Linked DNA regions of Mus musculus: region 1 is linked to region 2. The links are chromatin contacts, found by Hi-C or POLR2A ChIA-PET in ENCODE. All regions are on one chromosome and are shown on one strand. Each heading gives the region's core, a stretch centred on a gene start or an enhancer-like site at or near the end of the contact. The rest is flanking DNA. Distances are from core to core; before and after follow the strand shown. Region 1 overlaps Gm35248 (a long non-coding RNA gene). Region 2 holds the start of Klf10 (Kruppel-like factor 10).

Region 1 (5,761 bases), core at 1,176-3,675, 42 kb after region 2:
GTGAGATCATCCCTTGATTTGGAATCCCAGCCTCCCTCCAGTCTGGCAGTGGTCCTAAGTTCACCTTCCAAGTTTCCCAAACCCTATCTAAAGCCTTCAGCATCCCTTTGTATTTCATATCCCATATCACCCCCAGTCCTCAGGGACGACAGAACAGACTAACTCTTCCTTAAGAACCACCCTTGTCAAACTGTTACAGGAACTTCACCTCAAATGGGACAAGTTCCTACCACTGGCCCTTTTCAGGGTTCTCCTCAAGGGACCTCGTTCCATCTCACCCTTTGAGCTCATGTATGGACGACTGTTTCTGACTGTCTGTCTTTCACCCAAACCCTCTCCGTTCCCTGATCACGTACTCACTCTCTTACTCTGTTATCTCTGCTCCCTCCCTCCTATGCAACTTTACTGACTGCTGTCTGTCCCAGCCACTGCTAACTCCTATCTGCCACTAATCAACATTGAAGAGCCGGTCTTTCTGTGTCTTCTGGACCATTGTCCTTCACCCCTTTCTCCTAAATGGCAAGGCCCCTTCAAAGTGATTCTTGTGACCCCCACATCTGCTAAGCTTGAGTGACCCTCATTGGATCCCCCACTTCAGAATAACTTCCCTTCCAACAGGACCACTCTCCCTTAAGCTTTAGAGGATGTTGGGACTAACACCTTGTCTCCAGTTCCAGAAGAATGAGGCTTCACTCTGGCAGCCATGCTCGACCCAATTAGATTAGATATGGGTTTTTCCTCCTCTCTCTTGTTTGTTTCTGTCCTGGGTAACCCTTACATACGGAGATTCAAAGTTCAGGAAACCCTCATTTATAACAAACAGTTTCTCTGAATAGGGTTTGAAAGTCGCTCTATAGCCAGATGCCAGGAGCCTACTGAAACTTACATCACCCCATATCCACCTTTCCTTCTGTGTTCAGGTACTTTTTGTTTGCTCCCTCTTTGACTAGACAGAAAGTTACGGTAAAGGATGGACAGACAGATATGGACTGCCCATACTGGTCTTGCCAATTCCATTCACCGATAGTAAAGAGAAATTACCTTCTCTGTCTACAATGCAAGACCCTCTTCTCTATCTGGGACCCAAGGAATCCCAGGTGGAAAAGGCTGTTGATGGTAAACGCTACAGCCAGTACAAACCCAGGTTCCCAATAAGCACAATTAATACCCAGAGAAAATATGTTCCGATTGCCCAACCGCTAGCGATAGGGAAAGTAGGTGATTACTTCTTGGACATTTGCTCTCTTACTATACTATAAGCCTGTCATTTTGTCTCTTGCTGCAGGCTCTGACCTCAACCTATTAGCTCCTTAATTTAATGTCATGTAACCTGGCCACTTAGGAGATTGCTGGCTGTATGTGCCTCCCGGGACTAGTTCACAACTGCCACTTACAGCTTCTCCAGTGACCCTGTCCAGTAACCTCACCTCACTGTTCACCAACTGCCCCAACCCTGGCGTGGCCCTGGTGTTGCTCACTACCTTTTCCCTATCACCCTCTCTGGCATGGCAAACTGTTTTAAGGCATCTGAGACATGTTCCGAGGGAGACTGCAACAAAATAATAACTTTCAATACCTCATCTCTGTCCCAGAGCCCTACAGTCTAGAACATTTCAATTCCCTGTGGTACCCAGGTCTACCATTGCCTACCTGCTAGTCAGCCAAGAGTTTGCTCACTGGTGTTTTTCTTCTCCAAGTAGGGGGTGACACATGGAGAAGAGGCCCTACCTGTCCCAGTCCTGGACTCCATAGCCGCCTGGCATGATAAAAGGGCAGTTCGAATCTTGCCCCTACTGGCTGTTGCAGGAATGACCACGGGTGTCACCACTGACAGTAGGACTGGCCACCTCCCTAACCTTGTATGGTCAGTTTTCTTCCTAGTTTATCCAGGATCTGTAGCAAGTCACCCAAACTATACTCACTCTCCAAGGATAGATCAATTCCCGGGCAGCGATGGTACTTCAAACTGATGGGAACTAGACCTTCTCACAGAGGAAAAAGGTGGCCTTTGCCTCTTCCTCCAAGAGGGATACTGCTTCTATGTCAACCAGTTGGCATAGTAAAAGAAACAAGAGCCAACAGCTCCAGACAGACCTCCAGAAGCATAAGGAAAAACTCAGTGCCTCCAGCCCCTGGGCCTTTGGCAACCCCATATGGAAGTGGATTCTGCCTTCCTGACCTCGCTTCCTCTCATCTTTCTGCTTTTGCTATTCACACTCTGCATTATCAATTTCTTCTCTGCATTTCTCCAATGACAAATGGAAAAATTTCCAGCCAAGTAATTAATCTGTTGCTTTTACAGGACTGCCAACTGCTGGCCACGGAGCTGGAGGCTAACAACTGTCAAGTGTGCCCTGACAGTGAAGACCAACTGCACCCCAGAAATGATGACACCCTCAGACAGCAGGAAGTAGCCTAAGGAACCAATGTTCCCATCCCTGCCTCACCATCTCTCCCCTTCTAGTTCCTTCTCTTTATAAGAAACCAAAGGGAGCAGCCTGAGGGGCCTGGTGACAGCAGGACACATCATCACTAGCTGCCAGGAGGTGACACATTCCTCCTGTCACTTGTCCCACAGCCCCTGATAAAAGCCCTTTTCCCTTCATCTCTTCCAGAGGCAGCCTGTGTATCCCCTCCCTTCCCCCTGAATAAACCTCCCATGTGAAACCTGCTGCATGGTGCGACTTTATGGACCCTGCCTCACAGATCCAACACACACGCACCACAGTGCATATACATCTAACACACACACACACACACACACACACATACACACACACACACACACATACACACACACACACACACATGTAACTGAACTTAGTAATCTTTTTCTAACAATAGCATTATATGGTTGTAGTCCTTCAGTTCTGTGTGGCTCCTTTGTATGATTGTCTTGGCCCTCTTATATTTATGCTTCATCTGCAGAACTGATACTGGGACTGGGGGAGGTGAAGAGACATGCCAAGGCCACAGGGCTGGTGAATGTTAAGCTGAACACTTGAACCCAAGTTTCAGGCACCTTGCCTTTCACAAAGTCCTTGTGCCTCTTCAGTGAGGACAGAACAAGGAACTTCATTTGGACGAGTTGTACCATTTCCAGAGGAACCCAGGCCTCTTGTCTTGGTTGATGTTCTATTGCTGTGAAGACACCATGATTACAGGAATGGCTTACAGTTTAGAGGTTTGGCCCATCATCATCATGGGGGTAAGCACAGCAGATGAGTGTGTCTGGACCACAGGCTTTGCCAGAGCTTTCAAGAAAGATAAACTAACTGGGCCCTTTCTGCCCAAGAGAAAGCTCCTTTAACTGTTCTTTTTTGTTCTCCAGACCCAGAGGGCTCTCCCCAGCCACCCCACCCCCATCTGTTTGTGCTGAGATCAAGTAAACAACTTCCATCCAGGAAGGGTTAGGAGCAAATTGGGAATTCTCTTTCAGAAGCACAAGTTGATTGGGAACAATTCCGGATGACTAGTTATGACTTCAAGGGGAATTCACAGAGTTATACAGTTTTGGAAGAGAGGCCCTGCTTATAAACTGGGTCATCTCACAGCTCTGCGTCTAATAATTTAATTAGCTCCATACATAGCGAGACCTTATCAGTTTCAGCGCGGCATGGCAAATTGATGGTTTTGCAATCAGCGTGTGGAAGGCTTGGCAGTCTTTCCTGTGAATAGCAGTTGCCTCCTGTGGCGGTGCCATAGAGGTTGGGTGTACTCCGGGCTCCCCTGGGGTTCCCCAGCAAATCCTCTTAGAGTCACTCCACATACACCACTCACCTGTTTTCCACTTGATCTCAAGTCAGAAAATTCTTCATTTCAGCCAAGACTAGTATGTGTAATTGTGTACATATGCATGTGTGTTCATGTGCATAGAGCTGTGCATGTGTGTGCCTGTGGATGCCTGGAGGACAACCAGGCACTGTTCTCAGATACTGTCTGTCCACCAGTGGCCCTGAGATTGCCCAGTGGGTCAGCCCAGCTGGCCAGCGAGCCCTGGAAACCTTCCTGTTCCTGCTTTCCTAGTATTGGGGTGACAGCGAGAGTCCCTCTTCCCACCCCCAGTTTATTCAGATCAATTTGGGGTATTGTTTGTTTGTTTTTATACCTGTTTTGTGGGGAGGGGACACATGTGCCACAGTGTGCATGTGGAGGTCTGAGATCAGGTTGCCCTGATTTTTCCTCTCCTTCTGCCATGTGGGTTCTGGGCATTGAACTCAGGTTGTCAAGTTTGAGGGTAAGTGCCAGAGGAGCCATCTTGCTGCCTCTTAGGATTTTAGAAGCTAATACCGCTGACTTACTTGGAGGAGCGGAGTCTGAACAGACACCGCAGAGAGACTGGCAAGTCCCCCTGACCTACCTCCCACCACGGCCCTCTGTTCTTGCTCAGCGTTGCTCATCCAGACTTTCTCTGCTCTGAACAATTCTATTTGCCGTTTGTGCTGGAATAGTTTAAATATTGCCATGACATAACTACGTCAGGATTTATCACCACTAAAAATGTACTACAAATATAATGTGACACTGTTGTTACACTGAACCAGGCATTCCTTCTCATTTAATATCCCGTCTAAGGATATTTAATTCCTTCTCATTTAGTATCCCGTATGTCCCTTTAAAAATGTGTTTTATTTTTATTTTTATTTTTTTATTTTGCTGGCTTATTTGAAGAGAACCCAATGAGCTTCACGTATAAAACTTCTTGAGTCCTATTAAACAGCACAGTCCTCAACTGTGGTGGGTCATTTTGATTATTGTCCCAACTGGATGGAGAAACACTCAGGAGTCTAGTAAAGATCACTGCTGTGTGTTTCTGTGAAGAAGTTTCTAGAAAGGATTAGCTGGAGGGGAACCACTGCTACCCACTCACTCTCCCCTGCCCTGACTGAGTATATGCAATATCATGCCATAGATCTCATAGGCTGGGGCCAAGGGATAAAGGTAGGCTCTCTCTCTCTCTCTCTCTCTCTCTCCTGTGTGTGTGTGTGTGTGTGTGTGTGTGTTTCTGCCTGTCTCTCACTTGGTCCTCTTCTTTGTCTATGTCTCTGTCTCTCTGATGTGTGTGTATCTGTCTTTCTTGCTCTCTGTATCTCTCTGTCTCTTGCTCCATCTCTTCTCTATGTCTGTCTCTCTGTCTCTTCGTCTCTCGCTGCTTCCTTCCTGATCTACCAGCCAGACCTGCCCATGCTTAAAGTTGCCGTCAGGGCTTATGTGGACATAAGCCATTTTGGATCAGGGTTGTCCAGACAAACAGATTTATTAGACACTAGACAAATAAACTTAAGATGCTGTTAGTTGTGATTTCCTATTTATAGCACCTGATTTCGCTTTCTAATTTTTCAGTGTCATCTGACAGCTCTTCCCTCCTGTCTAGAAATGATTGGTCCACTCAGGAGAGAGCAGTTATATAGTGACATTCTCTAGGCTGGTGAGCTAGTATGCTGTATTTGTTTATTTGATTCTTTCTTTGTTTAGTGACAGGGTGTTAGTGCTGGCCTTACCTTTAAGTCTTCCCACCTTTGCCACCCAAATACTACAATTTACAGCTTTGCCCCATCGCACCTGGCTTCAGTTGGAGTCTTGCACTATGTCATTGTGACTGAGCTGGGTTTGTTTTGCCCAATGTGTAGTACACGCCAACACTGAAATGAATGACAAGAGCAGACCTCCCAGGGATAGAGCAGCCTGCCTCCCAGGGATAGAGCAGCCTGCCTCCCAGGGATGGATGGAGCAGACCTGCCTCCCAGGGATGGATGGAGCA
Region 2 (5,754 bases), core at 764-3,263:
CTTTTCTAAAAATGCCTATCTTCCTGCTGAGTGTGGGAAAACAAGACACGGTTCTTGAAACATCACTAACAATGTAATTGCATAATCGTTCGCGCCTTTATGTAAGCTGCAATGGATGAAGACTGTAAGTGTAAAAAGCCTATAGTCACCAACTCAAAGAAAGAGGGGTGGGAAAAAAGGCAGCCAGGGGTGAAGAATGTGAGCCGGGAGGGGAAGCCGGGAGGGAGCGAAGAGCTGGTGCGAGGCAGGAAAGGGAAGCCGGGTGGAGGCAGAAGCGAGGCGGGGCGGGGCGGGGCGGGGCGCGGGAGGCCGGCGGGGGAGATCCTCGCTGGCGGGGACCGACCGATGGGGCCGCCCTAACCTCAATGAGGCTGGCGGGTGAGTCACCGGGAACACTGCCCGCCGCGCGCACGTCCCCGCGCCCCGCCCCTGCCATTGGCCGGCCGGCCCGCGGCCCGCGTCCGGATTGGCTGGGCGGGCAGGGTGGGGGCGCGAGGAGGAGGGGGCGAGGCATGTGAACAAAGCGTGATCAGCGACTGCTCCGGGCGGCGCAGGAAACGTGAACTGGGAATTGCCGCGCCGTCACCTTTCCCCTACTTCCTGAGCACGGGCCCCCGCCCCCGCTCGGCCGGGGAGGGGCCGCGGGCGCCGCCGCCAACCGCTCGCCAGTGCGCGCCGGGCGGCGCGAGGGCTGGGCGGTGTCGGCTCCCGAGTCGCCCGCCCCTTCCACCTCCTCCGAGCCGCGGTTCCCTTAGGAACCGACAGCAGGGCCGGGCCTCGTTCCCGCCCCTGGCGGAGGCCGGGGCTGGGTCACTCGGGGACGAGAAGCTCCCCGGGTGCACCCGTTCGCCGCCCATCCCTGGCCTCCGCCTCGGCTGCGGGAGGTGGGGCCGGGTCCCCGCGGAAGCCCGACCGCCGCCCTCCTCCTGCTCGCCGCCTCCGGGGAGCGGCCGGAGCCTGGGGCACTCCGCCCACTCGGCCCGCGGGACCTCAGCCTACCCGCATCTGCAGCATTCGTCCGACTGCTGTTTCCGGCAGCCTGAGCCCCCGCAAGCAGTCTCTGCAGGCTCCCAGACGTGCGGCGCCCACAGCACGGGCTCCAGGCGCGCGGCCCCACGGTTCCCGCCTCGACACGCGGCCCCCGCGTCTCGCGGTCCCGACTCCCCCGCCAAGCTGTCGGGCTCCAAGGCAGGACCCTGCCCCCTGCCAAGAGTAATCTATAGGCAGCCACCTGCCTCCGCCTCGGATGGGGAGTCCCCTCCCGACGTCTGCGGGGGCGCCGCGGCTCCCCTGGCGGCCGCAGAGTCCGCGTGCCTTCCATACCCCGCGCGAAGCCGGCCATCCCCTCCCCCAGCCCCGGGCTAGCCCAGCCCCGCGGTCTCCACCTGGCAGGGTTTCCCCCTCCCCCGAAGAGCAGGCGCCCTCCTCTCGGCTAGGCAGACCGTGAGTAGTCCTTGTCACCCCGGGTCGCATTCCTGGTGCAGACAGGGGCATCTCCCGCCAGAGCCAGGTGCAGGGCGCCCCCTCCATCTAAACCGCGCTTCCAGGGAGACAGCCCCTCCAGCTCACTCGTCTCCTGGGGTCTCCCTGAGAGTCCTCCTTGTCTCCTGGATACCCAGGATCGCTCTCCCCTGGTCCAGGTCCCAGGCTTCTTCCGACCCTTTTTTTTTTTTTTTTTTTTTTTTTTTTTTTTTGCACATGCCCTCGATGATATTCCAGCCTGCAGGGAGGAAATCCCTTGCAAGACCCCGCTGCAGCCTGGGTTCTCAGGCGTGGCTTATTTAGGGGCTCATGCTTCGCGCTCCGGCTGGCTCCCCTACACTGACCGGCAGGAAAGGACCAGCATCCTCAGGTAACTTACCGAAGCTTGCTGGAGAGAAGCGCCGAAGTTGAGCATGGTTGGCTGCCTGGCCGCAGGTCGCGAGCTGCCTGGCTGCTGGCTGCTTAGTTAGCCACAGACGGGAGCACTGAGACACTAGACGTCGACGCCACCGCGCTCCGCGCTGTCTGCCCCCCTCCCCGTGCAGGTAGCCGCTCTGCCTGCCCCGCGCCGCGGGCGGGGTAGAGGGCGGGGCCTAGTGTCGACCAATCAGCGGCAAAGGTGTGTGAGGCCTCAGCCAATGAGCTGGCAGAGCCACGCGTGATCAGCGGCTGCCCGGCTGCAAGAGGCTCTGTCAGTGGAGCGTGTACACAACCCGAGGCACCGTGTTCCCTCGGTCCAGCCCCGGGGAACTCCGGGGACCACCTGACTCCGTGACGCCCCTCGCCCAACCCTAGCCTTCAGTCCTCCGCCCATGCCCGGGGGCGGCGCCGGCGGCGGGGCATAGCTGGGAGGCGCGGTGGCGGCGACTAGGCTTTGCGGAGAGCCGGCCCCACGTGGGGGGTGGGAAGGGAAGCCCGCTCCGCCCAGTCCCCTTCGCGCCCACAGCGTCTGGGCCCGCCAGGGAGTGGGCGGGACCCCGAGCAGGAGGCGGAGGCGGAGGCTGCGAGCGCGGCTCCGAGCCACCAGACGTTCTTTGGCAGCGTGGTTCTCGTGGGTCTTGCGTGGAAGCAAGGGATGGATGAACCACTGAGCGGCATTTCTGAGCATTTGCCGGGTTTTGTCACTCTAAGCCGGAGGACTGGGGAGAACCAGGGCGAGATGGTGGCGGCGGGAGCCCTGTCACGGAACAGACACCTGCTCGCACTCACCGCCCACGCCCAAGGCGGCAGGCGCTGGCTCGTCCTCCCATCTGCAGCACAGGCACTAGCAGCAGGGCCCGCCTCTGCGCGTCCCTCCCGTCCTTCTGGGCGGTTGGAGTGGGGACTAAGGGAAGCCGGTACCAAAGAGCTAGTGGCGTGGCAGGGAGCCCCAGACCCGACGCTCGGTGGCAGAATCGAGTTTGAGTTTGATGTAGTTGAAGTTTAAAATACAATGTTCGAGCTATTTCCAAGGTGGACTCCACTTCCCCCACCCGCGGGACCACAGTCTTCGCCGACGCCCTACCAAGAAACCGCTTGAGGGGATGGGGTGAGGAAAGCATGCTTGCAGGTGGGATTCCTGACCCGGTCAAACATCGAGTTCCTGTCCCTGCCCCCTCCACCGCTCCAGGGATTGAGGGCAAGCTGAGCTTCTTAGGGAAGCCAGCTTGTGGGTGCAGCAGCCCGGCTGAGGCTGTAGCCTCCTAGTCTGAGAGCTCTTGGCTCCTCGTTGGCGCCCTATTGCCCCGCCCCCTCGCCCGTTTGTGCGGGTTCACGGCAGCTGTTGGAGCCGGAGGGAGTGATAACGGGGCTTAAAGCAAACTAGAGATTTTTATCTTCTCCCTGGGACAGGCAGATCATGAGACAAAAGTCACTGCCCTCCTGTGGGCTTTTTCAGCCTGCTGGGCTAAAAGGGCTAAAGCAGGTGCCCTTTCTCAGTCACCACAGACTAGGTAAAGGAGGGAATTTGTTTTAGAGGCCTCCAGCTCTACCAACATCTATCTGATGGTTCCTTCTGGTATACCTAAAGCCAGCCAGCAACAAATGTAATGATAATAACGTGGGCCAGAGAAGCCCTGGGTGGGGGTGGGAGTGGGGGAAGATGACTGAATGGCCTCCTGTCACTGCCTGCTCTGAATCCGCTGGAGGAGCGCCAACTCAGCAACCCAGGCAGCTCTTCCTGCCTCTCTCCACCCGGTGCCCTGCTTCTGTCTGCAGGAGTGTCCTTCCCTGCAGGCTTCCTTCCGCTTGGGCTGGCCCATCCTGTTGATCTGAGTCTGAAGGGCTGGAGCAGCTGGCCTGGGCACCTGCTGCAGCGCAGGAAGCTCTTGTGTGTGCCCAGTGGCAGGCCTGCCTGCCTGCCTTCCTGTCAGGGAGCCGCCTCCGGGAGAGGTCACAGCCAGACCCACCAAGCCTGAACCCTGTGTCTGGCGTGGTGCCCCCACACCCACTCTGCAGGCTGAGTTGTAAGGAGCGTTTGGGACTTGGAGTGATCACAGCAGGAAAGAGGAGAGAAAGGGGTAGGAGAAACTGGGTAGTGGTGACCTGGAGATTCAGAGAAAGCCTTCCCCAGGCACTTCAGACCTAATATCGCCAAATCTAAAACTCCTCTTTCTTTGTGGTCTTAAGGGGTGATCATTGCCAGTCTAGCCACAGTTGCCTCCCTCCCTCAAAAACTTAAGTGAGATCTAGTTAGTCCCCAGCTCTAGACAGCTTTGCCTCAGAAACACCTACTTACTGTTTGTTTTACAAGGTACTCTGTCTGCCTGTCTTCACCCCCCTCCCCCCATTTTGTCTTCAGTAACAGGGTCTCACTATGCAGCCCTGGCTGGCTGACAAATTCTGTGTAGCCCTGGCTACCTAGACAACCCTCCTGCCACAGCCTCCCAAGTACTGGGCTAATGGGCACCAGGCAGGCACTTGGCTCAGTGTTTCACCTCTAGCTTGCACGAAGCTATTTCTGTCTGTAATCCCAGGACATCCACCCACATCACAACTTGTTTTCCAGAGCCCAGATGCCATGCTTAAACTTAAGATCACAACAATCCCTACTTAAATAAATTACCTTTGTCTATTGTTATCGGGAGATAAAAGGCTACCCCTTTATGAGCTAGGGGTCTCCAGCTACTCATTCAACTTTTCAGCCTTTTAGTAAGTTCTTCCCTTGCCCAGAGCCATCATACAGTGCATACATCTCCATGCCACACCCCCATTCAATAAGCACTGTCCTTCAGGCCTCTGTTCACTGATGCATTCAACCAATGTTATTGAGCATCTGCGTATTCTAGGCCGGCCAGTAGACTGGTCTCGAGCTCTTGAATCTTCTGCCTTTATCTGCCAACTACTGGGATCACAAGGGTGTGCCACATGGGAGGCTAAGACAAGATTGTCATAAATGAGACCAGCCTGGGCTACATAGTTTCAGGTGGAGACTGACTACTGAAGAATTTACAGGCTATGGAATGACACAAGACTTGGTGCAAAGAGAGGCTAGACTCTCTTGGAAGAGATGCTTTTTTTTTTTTTTTCTGAAGGCCCCTTTTCTCTCTGGTTTCAGTGTTTCCTTGCCATGTTGGTGAAGCCTTCCTTGATAGCTCCAGGCTGAATTATTTGCCTGCCTCTCCTCCAAAGCAATGTTATAAGTAAGGAGATATATATATATATATATATATATATATATATATATATATATATGTTATTGCAAAACCCTTTTATAGTATTGAATCCTGCCCACACCCCACTCAGATCTAAACTCCTATAAGACAGTGGTCATTTCATAATGTCCCTTCATATATACACTCAAGCTGGCCTGGAACTCTCAGCAAGCCTCCTGCCTCAGCTCCTGAAGTGCTGTGATCACCGACATGAGCTGTTGTGCCCAGTTCCATAGTTATCTTTCTTATTTACTATTTGTTCTTTAATAGGTACTTGATACATTTTTCCCAATGAATTAAATAAAATACTAGATTGTTTCTGAAGACCCCATGGGATTGCAGACAATGTGGGCCAATATGTGAGTGGAAGTACGAGTCCTTCCAAACCCTTCTCTTAGATTGTGCTGTTACAAGGCCCTTCATAGATGTAGTCATCTTGGGCATGAATAAGAGAGGAGACTTAATTTGGCTGTAGGAAGTGATACCTCAGATGCTGACCCTTATTGCTAATGGTGTTGGTTTCCCTTCAGTCAGAATATTGAAGATAGAGACTCCCCAGTTCAGATACTGATCTTAGAACACATTGTACCTACCAGCGAGCTTCTCTTTGCTCTGTACAGTCACCAAGTCTCATCCTTGT

The links. Hi-C counts contacts between places; a loop is a spot of excess contacts on that map. ChIA-PET counts read pairs that join two places held with the same protein, here RNA polymerase II (POLR2A).
Region 1: a map of heart shows a loop between it and region 2 (2.0-fold over the local background). The contact joins the enhancer-like site here to the promoter of Klf10 in region 2. A Hi-C loop is called at or near these places in 3 of 37 maps with a recorded cell type or tissue (gastrocnemius and heart). POLR2A ChIA-PET finds 5 or more read pairs at or near these places in 3 of 5 experiments (Patski and embryonic stem cell).

Annotation. Positions count from the first base shown.
Region 1 is chr15:38,340,473-38,346,233 of GRCm38, forward strand. Gm35248 (a long non-coding RNA gene) reads left to right here. Exons shown (of 3, transcript XR_001781645.2): 3 at 2,303-2,667. Among named protein-coding and RNA genes, the nearest start is that of Gm41306, 23 kb to the right of the region's middle. Within about 2 kb of position 2,426, at least 1 of the 3 ENCODE cell types and tissues checked has a DNase peak (open chromatin) inside an H3K27ac peak, as active enhancers do; it is gastrocnemius, where a contact is called at or near this core.
Region 2 is chr15:38,298,698-38,304,451 of GRCm38, forward strand. It overlaps Klf10 (Kruppel-like factor 10), which reads right to left and starts at 2,014. Exons shown (of 4, transcript NM_013692.3): 1 at 1,862-2,014. The coding sequence starts at 1,897. Gm35248 (a long non-coding RNA gene) reads left to right here and starts at 50. Exons shown (of 3, transcript XR_001781645.2): 1 at 50-124.